Regions from separate parts of the Homo sapiens genome. Here all the other regions are linked to region 1. The links are chromatin loops, found by intact Hi-C in ENCODE. Cell type or tissue: PC-3. All regions are shown on one strand.

Region 1 (2,500 bases):
AAAGTTCAATTATTATATGCCTTGGTTAGTGTTACTTGGGTTGAATCTGTTTGGTGTTCCCTGACCTTTCTATATCTAGATATTTCTGTCTTTCATGAGTTTTGGAAAGTGCTCTGTTATTATTTCTTAGGATAAGCTTTTCTCCCCTTGCTCTTGCTCAGCTCCCCCTTAAACACCAATAATTTTTAGATTTGGTCTTTTGAGGTAATTTTCTATATTTTAAAGGTGGCCTTCATTTCTTTTTATTGTTTTTTTCTTTTCTTTCTTTGGACTGTATTTTCTTAATAGCCAGTCTTTGAGCTCACTGATTCTTTTCTCTAACCCATTCTGTTATTGAGATCCTCTAAAGAGTGTTTCAATTCAGCAAATGTGGTTCTCCGTTCCAAGATTTCTGTTTCATTTTTAAATTATTATTTCAATTTTCTTGTTAAATTTCTCTGATAAGTATCTGAATTGTTTTTCTATGTTATCTTGTAGGTCACTGAGTTTCCTTAAAATTGCTATTTTGAATTCTTAGTTATAAAGTTCACATATCGGTTTTCTAATCCCAAAATGGCAGCATAGAAGCAAGCTTGCTTCTCTCCCCTCCACCAGAAACCAAAAAGAAATACACAGCAGCAAGATCTTCACCAGCAGCAACCCAGAGATCCTGTATGAGGATGAGACAGTTCCTGTAGGTACAGAGAAGTGGAAACATTCTGAGCAGATGGTAGGAGAACCAGATTCTACATCCATGAGGCCTCTTCCCTGCATTACACCAGGCATCAGCAGTATGAAAAATCTGCCCTCAACTCATGGTTTCTGCACTGAAAAACGTGAAATTGAGATTGTCAACCAGCTTTCCCATCTTCTTCGGTTTCCTGCCAGGAGACCTGCCTTTGCCTTAAACCACAGGTAGCACTGTGACTGCCTGGAGGGAGAAATGTCTGTGAAGGCTGGCAAAGACAAATAGGGAAGCCAGGACTACCATCCTCAGCCGTAAAAACTCCTTGTAACTTGACCAAAGGAGATGCCAAATCAGTAGAAATCATGTAGCAAGTATGTTCCACAAGTCCCCTGGGAACACACCCGTGGCCGGCCTTCCCACAGTGCTAGGGTAATCCCTTTGGTCCTCCTCCTTATGGGACAGGCAGTGCCATGGCCATTTGCAAAAGTCAAGGTAAACATAGGCTTATGGCGCCATCTAGAGCCGAAAACAAGGCAGCAAGCTGGCAGTTAAGATTCATAAGCAACTGTATTCAATAAAAACCAAACCAAACTAGACAGATAAAGCTGGACTAAATAATTATTAATACAAATACATAGATGTATACCCACAAGAAACAACAGCAAACATGGAACCATAACCTTCTAGACAAAGCAAAGTTCCAGCGACTGACCCTCCTGAGATGGCGATTTGTGAACTCTCTGACCAAGAATTCAAAACAGCTGTTTTAAGGAAACTTTGTTATCTCTAAGATAACACAGAAAAGCAACTCAGATATTTATCAGAGAAATTTAACAAGGAAATTGAAATAATGATAAGCAGAAATCTTGTAACTAAGAACTACATTTGCTGAACTAAGAAACTCTTCAGGGGATCTCAACCACAGAATAGGTCAAGCAGAGAAGAGAATCAATGAGCTCAAAGACTGGCTGTTAAAAAATAAACAGAGGAGAGAAAAGAAAAAAAGAATGAAAATGAGAGAAGGCCACTTACAAGATATAGAAAATTACCTCAAAGACAAAATCTAAAAATTATTGATGTTCAAGAGAGAGCAGAGCAGGAGCAAGGGTAGAAAGCTTATTCAAAGAAATAATAAGAGAATACTTTCCAAAACATGAGAAAGATATAAATATTCAGGTACAGGAAGGCCTTAGAGCATCACATTAGTCAAATAAGACTAATGAAGGTATTTACTAATCAAACTGTCAAAGATCAAGCATAAAGATAAAACTGTAATGGCAGCAAGAGAAAAGAAGCAAGCAGCATATAAAGGAGCTCCAAATCATCTTTAGCCAGAATAAGAAAAAAAGAGAGAAGACCCAAATAAATAAAAGTAGGAACAAAAATGGACACATGACAACTGAGACCTCAGAAATACTAAGAATCATTAGAAACAATTAGGAACCATTACATGCCAACAAATTGGAAAATATAGAAGAAATGGATAAATTCCTGGACACATGCAACCTACCAATATTGAACCATCAACAAATAGAAAACCTCAATAAGCCAATAATGAGTTATGAAATCAAAGCCATAATAAAAAGTCTCCCATCAAAGAAAAGCTCACGGCCTGATAACTTCACTGCTAAGTTCTACCAAACATTTAAAGAACTAATACCAATTCTATTCAAATACTTCAAAACGATTAAAGAGGAGAGAGGGAATACTTTCAAACTCATTCTACAAGGCCAGTGTTACTGTGATACCAAAACCAGACAAGGACACATTTTTTTTTTAAAGAAGCTAGAGGCCAATATCACCAGTGAACACAGATGTAAAAATCTTCAGCAA
Region 2 (2,500 bases), 210 kb before region 1:
CAGGCTGTCTATCACTTCTGACTACCCTTTCCTTCACAAAAACAAACAGATTTGGAAGATACCATTTAGAGCTGGTATATGAAGCCCAATTCAGAATCAGTTGAGAATATAAGCAGGGATATGTTTAGCTCTTTCCATTGACAAGTAATTATTTTCATTATTCCATTGTATTCTGAATGAAAGCATTGACAATGGCCAAAAGTAGCATTAAGTTTCTTCCATGTGCCAGGAACAGTATTCAGAACCGTACCTGCTATCTCACTTAATTCTCAAAAAACCACAAGAATAAAATATTATTATCTTGAAGTGACTTGTCCAAGCTATACCACAATTAAGTTAAACTAAAATATCAATCTTCTGTACTAATTGTTTTACTATTTATTCAAATATTGTCTATCAGTTGCAGTCAATAGCCAGGCATTTTTTCTAGCATTGTGTTACCCAGCCTTGAAAGAATTTCTCACTGTCTGAAAAGAAATTTTTGTGGTGCCATCTTAAGACTTCAAGGATTCTGAGATAAGAGGAAGGAAGAAGAAATGAATTAATTAGTCATGATTTTGTATAAGACTTTTAATCAGAGGCTTTCCTGACAGGATCTTACATGATTTATAATCTACAGTTTTTCTTTGTATGGCAAGTAGAACAGAAAAAAGAAGACAGTTCTGAAACTGTTTTACAAGTACTCAGGCAAGGTCAAAAACTAAATAATTGTTAATAGAAAAGAGGGAAAAGGTAAAGATCACAGATTTTTCTCAGCCAAGCCTGCATATTACTAGCCTGTGTGCTCATCGAAATACTGAATGTCAAAAGGATTATTTATTACTTTTGTTGAGACTAATCTTGAAGAAAAATGCCTTGATGCATTTATCAGCTTCCTTCCTCATTTCAAATGTAATAAGATTGCTTTTCTCTCTTCTTTTAGCCAAGTGGACAATTGATTATTAAGTGGGCTATGTATACACTGGATTATTATTACCTTAGATTTTTGCTGTATTACCTTCTTTTTGCTGTTTGATTCATTTTCCACAAATGCAGAGCCATGAAGAATATGGATTTGGGGCCACCTTGTGACAGACTTAGAAAAGTCCTATTTATCAAATCCTAGAATTAGAATTTTGGCTTCCATTCCTAGATCATATTACTTTTCAATAAACATATTTTTGCAAAATGGCATCATATTGTAATAGCTGATTTTTACCATTGAGAAGTATTATATATACTATGTAGTAAAATAAACCCTGATAATTATATTGAATATTTAACGAGTTCTTATATTTTTTCATTGACATTTCAACTTAGTGAATTATATTGATTGACTTTCCTATATTGAGTCAATCTTGTATCCCTTGATGTATTTTTTAAACTTCTAATTTTCAGTTTTCTAATCCTTTATTTTTAAAGAACTTTTACATTTATAGTCATATTGTGATTCACCTGAAAAATTCCTTTCAGAAATAGCTCTTGTCAGGTTTTATTATCAGGAATATGTCAGCCTTATGTAGTAAGTCAGAAAGGGATCTAAATTTTGACACTGTGAAATAATTTCTGTAAGTTTGAATTTTTTTTCCTGAATATTTGGTAGACTTCCCTATTAAAAATGGCTGGTTTTGTGCATTTCTTGGGTAGGAAATATTGTAAGTATTAATTCAACTTTATTAAAGGTTACAGGTTTATTTAAATATAATATTTCCTCTTTAATTTACTGTTATATGTTTCTACAAATTTGTCCATTTTACCTATTTTCACATTAATCGCCACCAAATGATAACATCTTCTTGTTAACTTTGTAATGTCTGCAGTCTTGACCAATCACACCAAAATCTATTCAACAACCAACTCTTGGTTTTGGTGATCCTTTCTATTGAATGTGTGTTTCCAATTTCATAAATTTCTACTCTTATATCTAGTTCCTTCTCTTTGTCTTTTTATTTAATTTAGATATTTTAAGTTCATTTTCTAGCATAGCATTTTAAAGCTGTAAATGTCCCTACATTACCTAGGTCTCATGTGTTCAACATACGGCAAAATTATCAGTTGATTCTATATATTTTCTAATAAGTTTTTATGTATTTTCTGATTTTCTGATTTTTGAGTTATTTAGAAGTGATTTTATTAATTTCCAAATATATGTTGCTTTCAGTATTGTTGAGTTTTTTTCTAAAGTACAGTTTTGTGGTTGATACCTAACTTATTCACACAATAATCACAGATCATTGTGTGTATCACAACAAACATCGAAAAGTATTTTTGAGTCTTGCCTTCTATCTAAATATGTGGTCAGCTTTCATAAATGGTCCATGTCTTCTTGAAAATACTATGTTCTCTGAAACTATCACCATAATCTTTGCCATGAACCTATCCATTACTTCCAAAAATTTCCTCCTTAACTGTTTGTTATTTTTCTTTTTGTATATCAGTTACACCTCAATAAAGTGGGCTTTTTTAAGAAAAGAATATACTCTGTAGCTATTGAAAATTGAGTATGTGGAGATATATATTA
Region 3 (2,500 bases), 270 kb before region 1:
TTAGCTCCTTTGTTGAAGAAAAAAAAGCAAATTTTCAGCGACCTGTGAATGTTTGTTTCATAGACAAAGTGAAGAGACATTAGAGAAGAAAAATCTCTTCTTGCCTTTTTGGTTTGTATAAACTTTATAAAATGAGCATATATTACAACTACAATTAGAAAACAAAACAATACATTTTTCAAGTTTTAAAGAATCATTTCCATGTTTCTGGAAATTTCAGTTTCCCATCAAATCCCAGAAAAAGAGTGATAATAAGAGGTGTAATCACTCAAACTTTCAATTATGCATGAGCTAGTCACACACTTAATAAACTTTAGATTATATGTCATTTCCTATTCCTTACTACTAATTTGAACCTTCCTCTAATTTTCTTGATTTTTCCCTTAGAGTCATATTGATAAATACTAGAGTTTTTTTAAAAAATAGTCATTCCTTTAGTACATCTTTTCAATAAATAAGATGAAGACTATTACATTCAAAGTCCCTTTTTATATACATGAAGTGATTGAAAGGTGGACTACAAAATAAACCAATGATCTGTCTGAACGGTAACAAATAAAATTTCATCTAAGTGTACCTCGTGGTAGAGTACATATTTGTCTTCCTTTCTGAAAGCCTGATACAGAAAATTTTATTTCAATTTTTGTAAATTCTCAGCTGAGTTTCTTTTTTAAAAAATTTAGATTTAGAAGTTTGCAGCATTGATTACAGCTTGAAACTGATGAAGATATTTGGGACACTGTATTTGGTCTCCATTGGGTCAATGCTTTTTCATTTATTCTTCCTGTTAAGAAATATAAGTAATCAGGAAGATGTGAAAAGAGAAATAATTGAAAAAGACTGGAGTACATATACTATCTACAGTGTCTGTTTTAAAGAAACAACATTCTAGCACACCTTTCTACCCTTGACTAAGATTACTGTAATGAGAGCACCAGTACCCCTGAGTAACCGAAAGGGCATTTTGGAAACTGAGCTTTTGGTGTTTATATGAACATTCTGTCTTCCAGGACCTGCCTTGATTTATTCAAGACTCATACTGCTGTATATGGTGTTGTATACATTAGGGGTAGTTGGGTAGCAGTAACTGATATAGAAAATTTTAAATGTAAAAAACACTGGGGAGTGAACCTTTCCATTATATATATATATATATATATATATATATATATATATATAAATATATAAATATATATATAAATTCACATCAGGATGAGTTTCTGTTTAGGCAATGTTGGAAAACGCTATTTCCATTTTTTTTTTAAACAAATATTTAACAAACATTTATAAGGCACTTAAATCCATGCTGGCTCTTACAAATGTTGACTCATTTCTCATAACCACCTTGGGGTAGAAACGGAGAGGCTAAACAATCTGCAGGCGATGCTTCACTACTAAATGCAGGTGGCAGCCTTGCCTGTGTTCTCTGCTTGGCTAGGAACACAGGTCTTACCTATTGAGCTGGGCTGTGTAGAACTCTGTTGTGGAGACATCTGCCCCTGGGGCAGAAGCCTCTGCTTTTTCCCCCTCCTCCCATCTTACTCCATGTCTCAGAGAGCTCTGAATCCCACTTGGAGAATCACACTTAAACCCTCTAAAAACCTAATGATGAATAAAAATAAGTTCTCTAGAACTTCTGGAGAAAAAAGTAATAAAGCTACCAGGTTAAATGACTGAAATTCCTGAGAGAAAACAACATGTGTGTGTTTCTCTAGAAAGGGGGCCCAATACTGAATACCAGGAAGTCCTATAGTAAATGGAATGTGACTCTATGTGGGATCCGGCGTTCCTATTTCATCCGAATGCATGTCTGCTGCTTCAGTGGGAAGGGTGCTTGCACACCAGGTACCCACTCCCTGGTGTCATGTGCTATGCAGTCCAAAGACAGAACCAGGAATGGTGAGCCCATGAGCCTGCTGGACCCAGCCCCTCCGAGGTCCGGAGTGACAACCAGTGCCGTATTTCTAGATCAAACCTGAACCCCTCCTACAGGGAAAAGATTTCCAGGGGATTTTGAAAGTTCCAACATTTTACAGGGAAGAAGGAAGATAAGCAGGATATGAAAGAAGAGTTCATGTTATACAGCCCTGGCTTCCACTGACGCTAACACTGGATTCAGCTTTTGACACTGATAATCTGTTGCCACCAAATGGAAAACGTAAACAAGATATTCTAAGTGTGGTTAGAGAATATGCAACACAAGGAACAAGCAGAACATTCTTCTCTGGAATCTGACATAATGGACTGTACTTTCACAGACAGCACTGATGTTAGATGTACGTGAAATAGGCTAAACTGAAAATAAGAAAGGCTGAGGCAGAGAGGATAATATAGCTCCAGCCTATCTCCCAGCACCTTGTTAATTTCTCTCAATCTCCAGCCACAAATCCGAGACACAACGCTCTTCCTCCAAAGAGGTCGCGCCTTCTCTGTGGTGGTTCTCAGGGATCCGCCCCAGCTCCTTCTCCGTTCCCAGCCCCACACACTGGGATCACCAGGC

Evidence for each region. Peaks named below come from ENCODE experiments on the same cell type or tissue, not always from the same donor. Only the 100,000 strongest peaks of a DNase experiment are listed, where the experiment ranks them.
Region 2: it touches region 1 in a loop (10-fold over the local background); 20 of 110 quality-filtered maps call a loop at or near these places.
Region 3: it touches region 1 in a loop (5-fold over the local background); 15 of 110 quality-filtered maps call a loop at or near these places.

The regions. Positions count from the first base shown.
Region 1 is chr4:74,133,261-74,135,760 of GRCh38, forward strand. All of the region lies in intron 1 of LOC105377277 (a long non-coding RNA gene), which reads right to left. It also overlaps a transcript of MTHFD2L not described here. Among named protein-coding and RNA genes, the nearest start is that of MTHFD2L, 24 kb to the right of the region's middle. In PC-3, CTCF peaks have their summits at 1,183 (motif pointing left) and 1,390; a DNase peak (open chromatin) is centred at 1,151; H3K27ac peaks cover 920 bases.
Region 2 is chr4:73,922,473-73,924,972 of GRCh38, forward strand. No RefSeq gene overlaps it. Among named protein-coding and RNA genes, the nearest start is that of CXCL1, 54 kb to the left of the region's middle. In PC-3, a CTCF peak has its summit at 1,060 (motif pointing left); a DNase peak (open chromatin) is centred at 1,039; H3K27ac peaks cover 1,053 bases.
Region 3 is chr4:73,866,578-73,869,077 of GRCh38, forward strand. No RefSeq gene overlaps it. Among named protein-coding and RNA genes, the nearest start is that of CXCL1, 1.6 kb to the right of the region's middle. In PC-3, a CTCF peak has its summit at 1,406; a DNase peak (open chromatin) is centred at 1,384; H3K4me3 peaks cover 455 bases; H3K27ac peaks cover 2,298 bases.